2 separate regions of the Homo sapiens genome follow, and region 1 is linked to region 2. The links are chromatin loops, found by intact Hi-C in ENCODE. Cell type or tissue: heart right ventricle. All regions are shown on one strand. Each heading gives the region's core, and the rest is flanking DNA. Links, peaks and the distances in the headings are about the cores only.

Region 1 (8,217 bases), core at 1,114-6,113, 51 kb after region 2:
CTGGCAGGCTGGAAACTCAGGAAGAGGTGAAGGTACACTCCAGAGGCAGGATTTCTTCTTCCTCAGAGAAACCTCAGTTTTGTTCCTAAGGCATTTCACTGATTGAATGAGGTCCACCCATACTAGTGACAATAATCTCCTTTACTTAAAGGCAAGTGATTGTAGATGTTAATCACATCTACAAAATATTGCCATAGCAACACCTAGATAAGTGTTTGATTGAGTAACTGGCTATAGCCTAGCCAAGTTGACACACAAAACAGACCATCACAGTCCCCAGTAAAAGTGTAGACATGAGCACTGTGGATGGTCAGAGGTGGGAATCTGACGATGTGATAGCTGGAAGGGAATTTAGAGATCACCAAGTTTAATCTTCATGCACAGGGAAGGTGCCTGCCGTGCTTGGTTTGTATGAAGTATTGAAAACAGGCTTTCCCAATCTAGTAGCATGTTTTATATGAGGGATTCAAGTGGACTTTTACAGAGGCATGGGGTCTGGATTATTTCTTGATTAAGCGTGGTGAATCAGAATGTACATAGCAGATGTCCAAATAATATTTTTTAATTAGATCACATTGGATCTAGGCCTGAGGCTTAGTCTTATCCTTTGAGGAAAGGATCCAAGACTATCATTTCACTGATATATCCCTAGGGCCTAGCGTAGTCTTGGTACGTAATAGGTGCTCAAAAGCATTGGTGGAATTCATGAGTAGAATGAATGCATGGAATTCAGGCCAGTTGGAGGTGCAATATCCTGATTCTATCATAGGAATGTAGACACAGAAAGGAAATATTCTAAGCACTAATCTGAGTTTCATCTGCCGGATGGAAATGCTAGTATATTACCTTTCTAACAGGTGTATCCAAAGGAGTATCTGGGCAAATACATATATTTAGCACAGCACTAGGCATATAGTAGGTGCTCAATAATCGGTAGTGATTACTATGACAATATTTCTTTTTTTTTTAACTCGTTTTTTTCATTATACTTTAAGTTCTGGGGTACATGTGCAGAACGTGCAGTTTTGTTACGTAGGTCTACATGTGTCATGATGGTTTGCTGCACCCATCAACCCATCACCTACATTAGGTATTTCTCCTAATGTTATTCCTCCCCTACCCTCCCACCCCACAATAGGCCCCATTGTGTAATGTTCCCCTCCCTATGTCCATGTGTTCTCATTGTTCAACTCCCACTTATGAGTGAGAACATGCAGTGTTTGGTTTTCTGTTCTTGTGATCGTTTGCTGAGAATGATGGTTTCCAGCTTCATCCGTGTCCCCACAAAGGACATTAACTCATCCTTTTTTATGGCTGCATAGTATTCCATGGTGTATATGTGCCACATTTTCTTTATCCAGTCTATTATTGATGGACATTTGGGTTGGTTCCAAGTCTTTGCTATTGTGAATAGTGCCGCAATAAATATACCTGTGCATGTGTCTTTATAGTAGAATGATTTATAATCCCTTGGGTATAAGCCCAGTAATGGGATTGCTGGGTCAAATGGTATTTCCAGTTCTAGATCCTTGAGGAATCGCCACACTGTCTTCCTCAATGGCTGAACTAATTTACACTCCCACCAACAGTGTAAAAGCATTCCTATTTCTCCACATCCTCTCCAGCATCTGTTGTTTACTGACTTTTTGATGATCGCCATTCTAACTGGCGTGAGATGGCATCTTACTGTGGTTTTGATTTGCATTTCTTTAATGACCAGTGATCATGAGCATTTTTTCATATGTCTGTTGGCTGCATAAATATATTCTTTTGAAAAGTGACTATAACAATATTTCCCACAATCCAACTCTGGTAGATGCTGGAGGTGCCATGCCCAGAGCACCTTTACCAGCCGTGCACCCATCCTCCAGCTCTGGGTACTGACTTTCAATAGCTCACAGCTGCCCACTTTTCCAGAGAATTGCTCTCTACTGAAATAAGAGCTGTGTTCACTAGGAGGTTATGGTTCCTGCCCCCAGGGATAGCCCACAGCCAATGACTAATCCACACAGAGAGACAAAGGGTTGGCCAGCTCCATAGCTCAAGGTGATCAGGCTGCAGCCAGTCGCCAGCTGAGCTCTCCTCTAGCTTTTCTCCCTGCCTATTATGCTCCTCTCACTCCTTTTCTCCTGAGAGCATGAGCTCAGTAAATCACTTGACCAAGAGTCTTCGTTTTATAATCTGCTTCTAGGGAACCTAACTTAAGACACTGTTACTTGGAGAGAGCCGCCAATTATTTGTCTGTGCAATAATGAGCCATTTTCTGGTTGTGATTCTGATATTCAGACCCCTGAGTGAGTCTCTGCCACAGAATGTTCCTAGCTAGAAGAAGAACATGGCCTTGCAACTGCAGCTGGCAGCTGGCACTTGGCTCATCCACAGCTGATCTCCTCAATCAGCAAGGCTGGTGTACTCATCTTCTTTGTGTTACATTTTGCCTAATTGTGCCTGGCCAAGTCAATTCAATCAGCCTAGCTTGTTCCGTAAACCAAATAATGACAAGTTCAACCATCAAGGTTTGAATTTCAGGGAAAACATTCACTCACTCACTCACTCATTCATTCATTCCTCCAACAGTTACGGAGTGTTGTCCACAGAGCCAGATACCGGGGATGTGGCTACTAACATAGATAAGACATGCCCTCTGGGAACTCACAGTCTGGAGGGAGAAATGGACAAATAAATAGGCAACTGCAAAGGCGTTTGTGATCCATTCTATAATATGATGCTATGAGAACACAGAGGAGATGAGCCAGGATGGAGGTCAAAATGGCTTGTTCTTCATTGTGGTTGACCTAAACAGAAATAAACAGAATAGATATCCCCTAGCACACTGCAAACCAAAGTGGTTACTTCAGAGTAGAAGGTGTCACATGTACAAAGATGTGTAGTTTTAAGCACAAAGAATGGTTGCCTAGTGATGGACAGAATAAAGAGATATAAATGCAAAAGGACTCTGCCTTCTGTGTTATTACTGCTGTAGCTTTTCTCCCACTCAAACACTCACTTCCTGGGACTCAAAGAAAGTGCAGCTGAATTCGATGGCTTTTAGCTGGGGACTGGCTAGATCAGTGGAAATCACAACCAAGTTCTCCCACTGCCTTTCTATCCAACAGCACTGTGGATCACCCGCAGACAAGGTGAGGATGCAGTGGTCTCACTGCACGGCTGCCTTATTGTTGCTTATTCCTCCTGTGCCATTCATCAATCTACTCTGGCAAGACATGCAGAGGTTATAGCCTAATTATGAGGTTAGGAATGTTAATTGTTCTATGTTGATATTAGTGTAGCTGGTGCTAATGGGAAAATAATTACTACTCTGTGCCTTTATGGCCATTTTCATTGCCCTCTTGTGGTTTTGCAGTTATTTGGCTATAGATGGTAATGACTTAATATGTGGCTGCTATTATTGCTGTGACTATACAATTGGGAGAGTCAGAAAAGAGGAGGTGTTTGGGAGAAGTTGGAGCCTTTTAAATACTTTTACTTTTCTTAAGTTGTTTTTTTTCTTTGCAAGGGGTTTTCTTGGGCAGTAAGAATGTAAAATTCTAAAAATTCCAGTGTTTCGGTGTTTCAAGGACCCCAAGATCTTATTCATAAGTCAGCTGTTGGTGATTATGTGTTGGGCTCTGAAAGATAAGGAGTGCTCCTGGTCTCTCTGAATGCCACCTCCCACCCATTTTCCTGAGCTGTAGGCCCAGAGGTCAATCTAGATCTCTCCATGTCACTTATTCTACAGTGCCCCACCTCCAGTCACTCTCGAAGCGCATCGATTGTATCCTGAGCATCTCTTTTCTGTTGCCTCCTCTCTGGTCCTGATCACGGCTCTGCTCATTTATCTTTTCCTTGGACCACTGATTGGCAACCACCAACTTACCGGTCTCTGCGCCTCTATTTTCAGACTCCATTTTTCGGTTCCTTATTTAAAATCCTCCAATGGCTCTTCATTGACTGCAAAATAAAATACAAACTCCTTTTCAAGACACTTCAAGAGCTAACCCTTGTCCACCTTTTTAACTTCTTCTTCCACATTTCCTTCTCGTTTCCAATAGCCCCAAGTAGCACTCATTATTTGTTCTTCTTCAGGTACATCGTGCTGTCTCCTCCCGCCTCCATGCTGGTGCATATGCCGCCCTTCCTCCCTGGAATGCCCTCGTCTTCCAGAGGCTGCTTCATTTGAGAGCCTTCTCTGATTCATCCAGGCAAATTAACAGATAATAACTGTTTTAGCTACTAAATATTAAACTCTCTCAAGGCAGGGTCTATATTTGTCTTATTTACCACTGTGGTCACAAGCCTGTTATATCATCTGGCCTATGGAGAGTACACACTAAATATTCAAAATAAGGAACTGAAAAAGTCTCTATTATGGTTTGGATATGGTTTATTTGTTCCCACCAAACACATGTTGAAATTGGATCCCCAGTGTGGTGGTGTTGGGAGGTGGGTCCTAATGGGAGGTGTTTGGGTCATGGGGGCAGATCCTTCGTGAATGGCTTGTCATGGGTCTCACCAAGTGACTGAGTTCCTGCTCTGGGGAGGCTAGACTAGTTCTTGTGAGAATGGATTAGTTTCCACAAGAATGGGTTGGTATAAAACCAGGAGCCCCTTAGGTTTTGCCTCTCTTCACAAATGTTCGCTTCCCCTGCGACCTTCTCTGCCATGTTTTTTAACCCAGCACGTGGTTCTCACCAGATGCTGAGCAGATGTTGGCACCATCCTTCTCATACTTCCCAGACTGCACAGCTGTGAGCTAAATAAACCTCTTTTCTTTATAAATTACCTAGGCTTAGGTATTCTATTATAGCAACATTGAACAGACTTAGAAAAGTCCTCAAGGCAACACATACTTTTGACATCTACTTAGACACACAGATTAAAAGGTTACATAACCACATCTCTTTCTAGAGATAGGTTGCAAATGAATGTTTTCATCCATAACATTTCAAGTAATACATTGAAACCTCATCAATTCAGACTAATGGGAGCAGGAAAGAAAAAGTTTCTTTTAAATTTGTGGTATATTTCAATTTCAGGCTTTTTTCCCCAGGCCAGTTTATTTTGACATCTACCAAGCACCTACCATGTGCTAGGTATGGTCCTGGACACAACACTGGCTATATGAATGTAAATACGACATGGTTCCTGACTTGGAGACGCCTAAAGCCCTTTGATAAATGCCTTTCTGTAGACTTAATATACCTATATTCACTCTAAATATAACTTGTTTCTTTAAATCATATGGTTATCTCTGCCTGGTTTTGTCTGGAACTTTCCTTCCTGCCTTTCCTATTTGGTTAATTATTACTTGTCTTTCCCACATCAAAACCTTCTCTGGCTAAGACCACACCTCTCCTTCTCTTCCTCCTTTCCTTCCCCAGAATCATTCTCTCTGTTCCTCTTCTGTTTCCCCAGGGCCCTCCCTATAGCCTTGTCCACTGCACCATCCTCACTCCTTTCCCACTATTCTGTGTGTTCCTTCAGGGCAGTGACCATCATTTTATTCTGTCTTTCTAGCACAGTGACTGACACATGGGAGATGCTCAATGATTTCTGATATTGTTACAATGAATGAATAAATAAATGAAACTAGAATTTTTAACTGGAGATCCTGCAAGCCTCTTTTTAATGAATTGTTTATAATTGGGAACACTCACTCCTAGAGACCTAGGCCCCCAAAGTTCCTCATTCTCCCCCAGTCAACTAAGTTAACATCTCTTAGAATATCTTATTACCTCAGGATTTTATTAGATTCAGCCATAGGAAATTGCTATGTTTTGTGCATCAAAAACAGCTGAACATCAGCACATCATACAGTTCAAACTAATACTTAACAAATCTGCTCAATACTAATGGTGCCAAGGTGAACATCAAAGTGTCCATATTCAAATGTTCTAGGTTCCAAATGAGAAGACTGGTTTCCTTATCTCATTCTGGGTCTCCCTGGCTTATGTCTCCAAAGCTATTCAGAATGGTCTGCTAAGCCTGCTGCTTCTTTCAGCTTTCCTGACTGGGTCCACAAATGCTTAGAGAGCTGTGCAGAAATCATCCTTTTTAGAGTCACTTATGAAAGGTTAGCACTTATAGCCAATTAGCAAAAGCCCAGTACAAAGCAAATCTATAATAATTGTCTTTGCATACCATGTGGCACAATAGCTATTATTCATGCCATAGAGAGAATATCCAGTTGTTGGATGGAGGGGCTTGGGAAATGGTAGTTTGGTGAGGTCCCAATCTTGCTGGAAAGGGAGTCACATTGCTTGTCCTTGGGCCTTTAAGTCTGCAGCCCTGCTCTTGTCCTATATGGCCAACCCTCCCCACACCTCACCCCAGGACCAAGCTTTTGTGAGCTTCACAGCCTTTGCTGGAGACTTTGCTCCATTTCCAAAGCAAGTGGTGCCACTGACTCTCAGCCTCTTGCCTCATTTCCTGTCTATCTCACGTTCACCCCTTAAATCTCACAACCAATATTTCTCTACAGGAATCACCCTAGACTTCCCTCCTTCATGGAGACTGCATTTTCTCTGGTCACTCAAAATATCATTTCAGGATGTTGACAGATCACTTGGGACCCAACCCCCGCACTACTTTTACTTGGCTGATGTTGTCCAGTGCCCCTCTCTGTTCTTTACCAGTCCCAGAGAAAATGATTGAGAGCTAATTGATCCAAAGGGGCAGAAAAAGGGATGAGAACATAGGCCTGCCTCCCAAAGGATCTTCCTTTTGCCATAGGTCAGGTTCAAATGTCATATAACATTGGTCAAAACTCAGCCTCCACTCACCCCTCTCCTCACATCTCATATTCCCCAGGCTGACCTGGAAAGGTGGAGGAAAAGAAGGCAGAAGGGAGAGATGAAGCCCAAGAACCTGAGTATTTTTCTCAGGCAAGACTCAGGACTGCTCTGGACATTCAGAAGCTGAGTGTGCAAGTGTGCTGTGTAGTTCAAGGCCACCACCACTGAAGAGGCCAAGGACACCTTAGTAGGAATTCTAACCTGGCTTCCAGGGAGAGGTGCTTCCAAATTGGCCCTGTAGGCAAATTCACTTTTTTCACCCTCTAAGCGAGTAAGTGCTTGTTCCCAATTTCCATGGTTTAGTCTTCAGTTTCAGTCTTTGGTCTCCTCTGGTCTATCAGCTCCCATCTCTCTCCCAGTCTTTTTCTTTATTCTGTGACACCTGTTGAATGAGGCACATAGGGTTTGTAGTCACTGTAGTGTTCCTTGTGGTTGTGAGGTAATAGGCTAATATTATCACTTTCTCAGAAAGTCTTCAAAATTATCATGAGGAGGTGATGCATTCATCTGCTGGGAGGTGTCTGTGTGGTCAGATAAGATGATGGCTACATTCCATTCCTATCCTGTCATTCAATCATTCTTCCTCCAGGGAGCCACTGAGGGACGTGATAGTCCAAAGCACTCAGCTAAAACGGAATTGCAAACATGGTACCCACAACTTTGGTTTCTTATCATCCATTTGTATATCTGCATGTAGTCTGTCTCTGATTTAGGGTTTAGGTTCCTCTGTATTTTTTTTTCTTTTCCTGCCCTTTGAGAGTTTAATAAAAGCCAGAAGCATCTTGTAAATGGTGACACAAGAATCATTATCAAATACACCTCTTGCACAATAATATATAGTACAAACATTAAGGTGTGTGGCTTTATCAGCTAGATTGCGTGAATGTAAAACAGCTCCCACATTTTTTAGCTAGATAGGTATTTAACGTCTCTGTAAAATGGGAATTATAATAGGATGTACCTTAGTGTTCACTGTAAAGATTAAGTGACTTAATGTATACAAGCACTTACAACAGTCTCTGGCAAATAGATGACAAAATATATATTATCCATAACAGATGTGGTGGAAATATTTATTATCTCTCTTAAGAGTGTTCCTCTGCAGTTTAGAACTCAGGGACCCCCTTGAAGATGCCCCTGGATCTCCCGAAGTCTCTGGACCTCTAAGAATCCCTAGTTTAGCAGAAAGAGTCCCAGACTAGAGGTCAGAAGACCTGGGAATGTTCATAGCCCCATACACACCATTAAGAGCCGACCACGGGCCAGTCCTCTTACTAGATTCTGCTGTCAGTTTACGAATTCTTCACCAGTTATGCAAGGTGGCTATCTTTTCCCCATTTCACAGACGAAATAAATTCAGAAGGGTTTAACGACGTAGTTAATGCTAGGAGCAGAAAACACGGGTCTGTCCGAGCCACTGTTA
Region 2 (8,217 bases), core at 1,462-6,461:
GTGCACATCTGCAAAGCTCAGCTATGATTATCAGAGAGGCAGTATCCATAGTAGGAAGAGCATGGGTGCTCCAGTTAGAAGCCAGAGTGGCCGCTTTGTAGTCACATGAACTAGATAAGTTACTTAAACTCTAAACTTTTGTTTTCTTGTCTGTAAAATAAATATAACAGCTTCCTCATAGTGTCTTCCATGAAAACCAAGTGAGATAGTGAGGGAGAGAAGAAAACTCACATTTATTGAGTACCTGCTTTGTGTCAGGCACAAACTAGGTGCTCTTCTATGACAGTAAGCAAACAAATATAAGGCATATTTTCCCCCAAAGTATCCTTTGATATAGACAGCTTTGCCTTACACTCAGGTCCTTACAATGTTTCTTATATTATGGGATGTTCTCTGTTATTCTATTTTATATTTTTCAGTTTTATTTGAGACAGGGTCTTGCTCTGTTGCCCAGGTTGGAGTGCAGTGGTGTGTTCATGGCTCCCTGCAACTTTGGCCTTCTGGGCTCAAGCGATCCTCCTGCTTCAGACTTCAGGGTAGCTGGGACTGCAGGTGCACACCACCACGCCCAGCTGATTTTTAAATTTTTTGTAGAGACGAGTTCTCACTGTATTAGCCAGGCTGATCTCGAACTCCTGGGCTCAAGTGATCCTCTCACTTTGGCCTCCCAAATTGCTGGGATTATAGGTGTGAGCCACTGCGCCCAGCCAATTATTTTAATTTGGAACAACAAAGTACCATTTGGGGAAGGCATACGAGAACAAAATGACTCAATGGTGCTGATTTTGGACACATGGAGGTAATCAGGTGGGACCTGTAAAACAGGAGGCCTAAGCACCAAATCAGAAGCAACACTCCAGGGTGGTGAGCCAGCCCATGAGGAGCCTGATCATGAACCAGAATCTGCAGGGGCGTTATTTAGCATTCCCCACATCTTCAGTGAAATCACTTCTTTGGTAATATGAATATTGTCAAGACTGGGAGTAGTTAGAAATATTGCTTTGCTCTCCTTTATGAACAAGGCACAATAAGGTGGTAAACCTAGAACCACAGTCAGCCCATGACCCTCTGTCCCTTCCTTCACAGAGGACCCTCTTGCCTGATCCCACCCAGAACTGTCCAGTGCTGTCCTAGAACTATCACGACATCTGCCCCAGCTGGAGTCTTCAATGCATGGTGCTTGCTGGAGTGGCTAGGCCAGAGTGGGTCTTCCCCAAACTGCCGAACAAGTTGAATGAGTGTATTTGTGCTTCCTTGCCAATATGCATCTATATGTCATATGGAGTTCAATTAGACATTTTTGAGGTCATAGGGAAGGGATTTATAGTTCCCCAGAAGTCTCTAACCTCAAGAGGTTAATAGTAGTTGTAAAAAGAACCTGAAATTTTCTGAAAGGCTGAATTTGCTTAAGTCAGAAAGCAGCACTGTCTGTTTCTCCCCCAAGACTATAAACTCCTTTAAAGGTAGGGATCATGATATTTTAGCTTCTTTCAAATGCCTAGTATTTGTACTAGCTTTGTACAAAAGTAAATATAGGAAGCAGATATGTTTACTGACTAAAAGTGTGGGATTTGGAATAAAATTTCCTATGTTCTAACCCTGGCTTTTGCATACAGTGAGAGACTTTGGGGAACTTACTTAAGCTCACTATGCCTCAGTTTCCTCCTCTGTAGAATGTGAGTGGTAACAACAGTACCCACTTCATAGAGTCATTGTGGATATTAATAGATATGTAGAGCTCAGAACAGCATGTGACCTTCAATAAAGGTTAGTTATTCTCAATAAGTAGGTGTAAAATGTTTGTTATGTAAATGAATAGTAGTAATATAGAGTTCTGGCAATTGCTCAAGAGCTCTGTTCGGGCCAGCTATTATTGTGCAATTAGTTGCCATAAATCTGTTACCACTTCCAAGATATGTATCCCTGTCAAGAAATCCACCTGCACCTCACACTAAGCCACCGCTGGCAGGGTTGGAAGGAATCTGCACAGCCAGCCTCTCTGTCTCTGGTTCCTGCTTCTCACAAGACAGCAGAATGCTTTCTGGGAAGGCCACCAGGAATCCAATCCCAACTCATTCATAATGGGTCCTATTTTTTCCTCACCAAGTGACCTCCCCACCAGGATGTTGGTGATGACAATGGGTAGACATTCTTCTTTGCTCCATTGCATCTCATTACTTAACTCTCCTCCTTCCCCAGCTATGCTAAGTGATGCCCAGAATGTGAACCTGAATTTGGTTTCTGTCAACTCTTGGAAGAGGCTTTTCACATTAGAACTGGGTTTGGCAATGCTTCTGTGGTTAGGCTAACATGTGGTGTGCTTGTATAGTTTGCAGCATCATATGGGTTTGTACACGTCCAGAAGCACCAGCACATGCACACAGGATCCACATGGAGTGGTGTACATACCCTATTGCACGTACACACGTTCACACCCCTTCTCTTCTTCACACAGTGTTCAGACTTATCCTGAAAAGACCTGACATAGCGACCAAGGTGTGGGGCCTTGGAGCGCAATCCACTTTAATTCATTCATCCTGTTGCTTCACACTGTTTTGAAGACCCAGGGCCCCTACCCTGATGTTTATTCTCTTCCTGTCACCCACTTGGCTCCCATCCTTTCCTCCTCCACCCCTGGGGAGGTTCTGCCCTGCGGTACAAGGCTGGGGTGTGTGTGTGTGTGCTCAGTGTGATGACTCGCTCTAAATGCAGCCTTCAGGCCCTTTGTGTCCCACCAGGAGGGTGTCAGGGCATGGTCCTCCCATGCTGACAGTCCACCCATTAGCCCTGGGCTGTGATGGTGAGGATAGGTATAGGGGAAGGAACATTCCAGACTTGAGGGCTGAGATTCTATCTTCTCAGGGCTGACTTCTTTACTCTGGTTGCTGCTTGTCTTAGGAGACCGTGCCCCTAAAACCCCTAAGCATTTAGAGGCTGCTGCCTCCCATATCCTGGAAATAGTCCAGCTTGTTAGGCAAATCCCTGAGATGGCTGGTGTTGCATGCCGAGAGAGCAAATAGAAGCATGGTCTCCATGAGGAGGAGGAAAGGTATCTCCTCCTTGTCTAAGATGGTGACAACATGGCCTTCACACACAGAGGAGGCAATTTAACAGTTGGTGTCTATGGCTACTTCAGTGTGTCTCTATAAATAGAGAGCTTTCCAGAAAAACCTTCCTAGTGAATTTTCTTATCAGTCCCTTAAATAGTGTTGACTGAGAGGGAGAAGCAAGGCTATATTAGCTTTTCACCAGTAAGTGAAAGGCATGGCTGATAAATGAGGCAAGGGAGATGTTAGTGAGGTTGAGTAGGTGAACTCTCCACCAGAGAGCAATGAGGGATATTGTTTAAGAGCTGTGGACTCTTTCATCTTGCATGTATATTTTTCCCCAACTAATTATGCACTGGCTTTGGCAAAGAGAATGGATAATTCAGGTAAGACATGTTTGTATTCTGGTTGTCAAGGAGACAGGGAATCCATTTGCTTAGCTTAATGCACAGGTACACTTAGTAAGCACACCCAGCATTTAGATTTCTGGACTTTTACCAAATCTCTACATCTCTGCCCCAAATCTATCTTGAGTTTAGTCATTGTGGCATATTCTCTTCATGTTTCTCTTATCTCTATCACTCCCTCAGCCTATGAAACTGCTGACATAAAATGAAATCCTTTGTGGTGAGAGAGTTTCAGCCAGCAGGAGACTCTGCCCAATGTTGGCAAGCCCCTAGAATGACAGACAGCAAAGAGAACATCTACAGCTCAGCTCCCAGCACCCTTTCCTCAGCCCACAGATCAGCTGGTTCAAAGGACAAGTGACTTACATGGAGTGATGTGGTTGTAAAAGGCTGGAGGGAAAGGGGCTTGGAGCCAGAGGGGAACATGCTGGACTTGAGGGCAAGAAGGCTGAATCATAGATGTTGTTTGGATAAGACAACATTGAGTGTTGTCAAATGCAGGTCAGAAAGTGACAAATGTGGAATTCTGACTAGGAAGGGAGAGAGGATGAGATGTGAGGAAACATGGCAGCAAAGTGTCTTGGATCCAGGTGCTGAGATGACAAGGTTTGCCTGGCAGGATGGTGGGAAAAGTTATGGGACCAGCTAGGTGAGCCTGGCCAGCTGTTCTGTTTCTCCTGGGATCTCTTGTGGAGACTGTTTTGCTTCAGTCAATGGGTAAACTACTACAGAGCCATAACTAGACTCCTTGTGAGTGTTCCCCAGGCCTCATTAGCCTTAGACCCAAGTGAGACGGACGACTGCAGACCAGATTTTGCTTGCCCAGCTGCATGCCCCTGTGGGACTTTGGTCCTCCCTTCACAATACGAGCCCCTCCCCGCCCCAGTATCTCTGAGAGTTCCAAGGCTCTGTCTCCTGTGCTCAGTGGTCAGCTCGGCTGTATAGCCACTGCATCCTAACTTTGTGGTCTGCTCTTTTAAAGGGTCTCACACGAAGTTGCTTGGACTACAGAAGTTTTGTGGATCAGGTTTGAGTTACATGTAATCCTTTCTCTTCAGGACACACTCAGCCATCACCAAAATGGATAGTTAGGAGGAAGCCCAACAAAAGCCACACCTCTCTCTCTCCCATTATCTTCCTTCTCTGGGATCCAACCTCCTTAAGGAGACACACCATTTTCATTTCTTCCAGTTGGCCTTCTTTTGTCTTCTCCTCCCCCATTACAGTTCACCAGTTGAGGAGGCACGTTCAGCAAATATATTGTTGCAGATGAATAAATCAACAAATACAGATATATTCTGAAAATTTGGCATAAATGAGAGGAGCAGATGAAGCGTCAGGCACAGAAAGCCCCCCAGGAGAGGTAAGTCGGGTCAGACGGAGAAGGCTCTGAGGGCTGATGTTATTGGAGATGGGGAAGGTAGATGACCTAGGTGCTTCCATAGCAACCTGGGCTTTCCTCTGAATCACCTGCCATAGTGATGGGACTTTGTTATTGCTCTTTCAGCTGTCTTGCACTAATCTAGGAGCATCAGAGACTGAAGTTTTAATCTCTGTATTCCCAGAACCCAGCTCATTTCCTGATATGGGACAGGTGTTCAAAACACAGAAGAATAGCTCAGGAAAAGATCTGGAGGCAACACAGGCAAATCACAGGCCAGGGGCAGTCAACAACGCTGCTTGGTTTAGAGTGATAGATACATGTAGGGAAATGACAGTTAGCCTTGAGTGCTGAGATTTTACTCAACAATGAGTCAGAAGCCAAAATCAATCCTGGAGTGTGGATCTGACAACAGGGCTTGAGAATTAATTTTTAGGTGTTGTATGTGTTGTGGGGCACAGGGAGGGAGACAGGAAAAAAGAGGCTGTGGGTTGAGGAACCCACCAATGAGGTGCTGCAGGAAGTCAGTGTGAGACAAGGGAGGTCAGGGCTGGAGGGGTACTTAGGGGACTAAAAGGGAGGAGCAGAGGGTAGGGTGAATGAGCAGGAATGAAAGCTGGATTGTATGAAAGACTCAGAGAGTGGGTTTACTCACTTGCTCCTTCACCTTTCATTCATGCATCCACACCTGCCTTCTTCAGCATTGGGCTGTGCAAGTGCCTGGGTTCAGTGATCGTCTCTGCTGGCTGTAGGGCAGCAGTCAGAGGGGACATCACAGGCCTCCAGAGGGTGGCCATGCAGCACAGTGTGGACTCGAGATTCAGTCTGTGCTGGTTAACGTCCTGATTCTGCCTGTGTGGTCCTGGGCAATTTATTTAACTTCTTCAAAGCTCACTCTCCTCATCAGATAATGACCAACTCCATAGGGTTATATGGAGGACTGCCTGAGATAATGCGCTGAGCTAACAAACGCTAGCTATTACACGATAAAGGAATGTTTGTGAAACACCTGCTATGGGTTAGGCACTGTGATAGATGTCAGGATGCCGAGAGAGATAAGACCTCATCTTGTCCTCTAGCACCCCAAAGACAACCTTAGGGGACAGGGAGGGAAATTAGCAAACTACACTGTGTACTGTAATGTGGTAAATAATCTAATAGAAGGATGACATTCGTGCCATGAAATTCAGACAAAGGGATTAATGGGGCTTGGGGAATTCAGGCAGATGCCACAAAAGAAATAGTAATTGAACTGGGCTTTGAAAAGGAGTAGAAATTTGGAAGGTGAGTGGAGGGAGAAATCAAAAAGAATTTCAGATAAAAGGAACATCATGGACAAAAGGAACATCACAGACAAAAGGGACATCATGTACAAAACAGCAAAGGCTAAGGGCCCACCACTCTTGCAGGGTTTTCTTGGGGATGAGAAGAGGCACCACATGCAGGCGGCCGGGCCACAGGTACAGAGGAAGCAGCAACCAACCAGTGAACACTCATTTCCTCCCTCTCTTTGCTGAACTCCACCTATGTCATCTTTAGAAAGCTTATAGCTCAAACCCAGAAAATGAAGAAACATCTCAAAAAAGAGGAGAAAGAAAGCAGGGATCCTGTTCATATCCTTCGCCCACTTTTTGATGGTGGGGTTGTTTGTTTTTTTCTTGTAAATTTGTTTGAGTTCATTGTAGATTCTGGATATTAGCCCTTTGTCAGATGAGTAGGTTGCAAAAATTTTCTCCCATTCTGTAGGTTGCCTGTTCACTCTGATGGTAGTTTCTTTTGCTGTGCAGAAGCTCTTTAGTTTAATCAGATCCCATTTGTCAATTTTGGCTTTTGTTGCCATTGCTTTTGGTGTTTTAGACATGAAGTCCTTGCCCATGCCTATATGAACAGACACTTCTCAAAAGAAGATATTCATGCAGCCAAAAAGCACATGAAAAAATGTTCATCATCACTGGCCATCAGAGAAATGCAAATCAAAATCGCAGTGAGATACCATCTCACACCAGTTAGAATGGCGATCATTAAAAAGTCAGGAAACAACGGGTGCTGGAGAGGATGTGGAAAAATAGGAACACTTTTACACTGTTGGTGGGACTGTAAGCTAGTTCAACCATTGTGGAAGTCGGTGTGGCGATTCCTCAGGGATGTAGAACTAGAAATACCATTTGACCCAGCCATCCCATTACTGGGTATATACCCAAAGGATTATAAATTATGCTGCTATAAGGACACATGCACACATATATTTATTGCGGCACTATTCACAATAGCAAAGACTTGGAACCAACCCAAATGTCCAACAACAATAGACTGGATTAAGAAAATGTGGCAGATATACACCATGGTATACTATGCAGCCATAAAAAATGATGAGTTCATGTCCTTTGTAGGGACATGGATGAAGCTGGAAACCATCATTCTCAGCAAACTATCACAAGGGCAAAAAACCAAACACCGCATGTTCTCAGTCATAGGTGGGAATTGAACAATGAGAACACATGGACACAGGAAGGGGAACATCACACACCAGGGATGGTTGTGGGGTGGGGGTAGGGGGGAGGGATAGCATTAGGAGATATACCTAATGCTAAATGATGAGTTAATGGGTGCAGCACACCAACATGGCACATGTATACATATGTAACAAACCTGCACGTTGTGCACATGTACCCTAAAACTTAAAGTATAATAATAACAAAATAAAAGAAAAAAGAAAAAAAAAAAAGAAAGCAGGGATCCTAAGACCAGATTTTTGTAACCGTGATTAATGAGTGAATGAAGAGAGAGTGAAGTAAGTGTCTGCAAAAGAGGCTGACAGAGGTCACTCAGGGTGAGAGGAGCAGAACCAAGAGGGTTCATGTCACATAAACCGAGGAAGGAGAAGTCTCCAGAATGAGATTGGTCAATTATGTCAAATGTAATGAGAGGTCAGAAATGGAAGAATGTTACCAAGGCTGCTTCTAGTGGCCTTCGGCGGTCTCCTTGGGAGTTTCCATGGTAACAGTGGTTGTTGTGCAGGGCCTGGCCCTCCAGTGTCTGCCACAGCTCAAGTGACATTTCTTCTTCCCCTGGTATCCCCACTTGCCCTCTGCACCCCCACCCCAGGACATGACCAGGTCCACAGTGCAGGCAGATCCCAGAGAGGTGGGAGGAAGAGGGTACCCCAGCTCTATCCATGGGCCACCTCACAGACCCAGCCACTCCCCCTGGAAGGCCCCAGCCACCTGAACCTTCTGGAAGGTTGGGGCCTCAGGCAGGAGAATCTCAGTGGCATGAAGGACAGCTGCCTGACATTCCCTATTCAGCTTAGGGGAGCAATGAGTTAAGACCAAAATAAAGCAAGGCAAAGGCTCCTTATGTTACTATGTAGCTGGCGTTGGTC

Evidence for each region. Hi-C counts contacts between places; a loop is a spot of excess contacts. Peaks named below come from ENCODE experiments on the same cell type or tissue, not always from the same donor. Only the 100,000 strongest peaks of a DNase experiment are listed, where the experiment ranks them.
Region 1: a loop joins it to region 2, with 2.1 times the contacts of the local background. A loop is called at or near these places in 13 of 110 quality-filtered maps.

The regions. Positions count from the first base shown.
Region 1 is chr13:44,142,516-44,150,732 of GRCh38, reverse strand. LINC00390 (long intergenic non-protein coding RNA 390) reads left to right here and starts at 2,998. Exons shown (of 4, transcript NR_132368.1): 1 at 2,998-3,140. It overlaps SMIM2-AS1 (SMIM2 antisense RNA 1), which reads right to left. Exons shown (of 5, transcript NR_104065.1): 2 at 6,996-7,176; 3 at 3,878-3,951; 4 at 2,657-2,795. It overlaps SMIM2 (small integral membrane protein 2), which reads left to right. Exons shown (of 3, transcript NR_197392.1): 3 at 6,811-7,583. SMIM2-IT1 (SMIM2 intronic transcript 1) reads left to right here. Exons shown (of 3, transcript NR_046843.1): 3 at 4,087-4,263. RefSeq lists a silencer at 6,860-7,054. In heart right ventricle, for the core only: no CTCF peak of the experiment used is centred there; no DNase peak of the experiment used is centred there.
Region 2 is chr13:44,193,536-44,201,752 of GRCh38, reverse strand. MIR8079 (microRNA 8079) reads left to right here and starts at 5,553; the gene lies at 5,553-5,624. In heart right ventricle, for the core only: no CTCF peak of the experiment used is centred there; no DNase peak of the experiment used is centred there.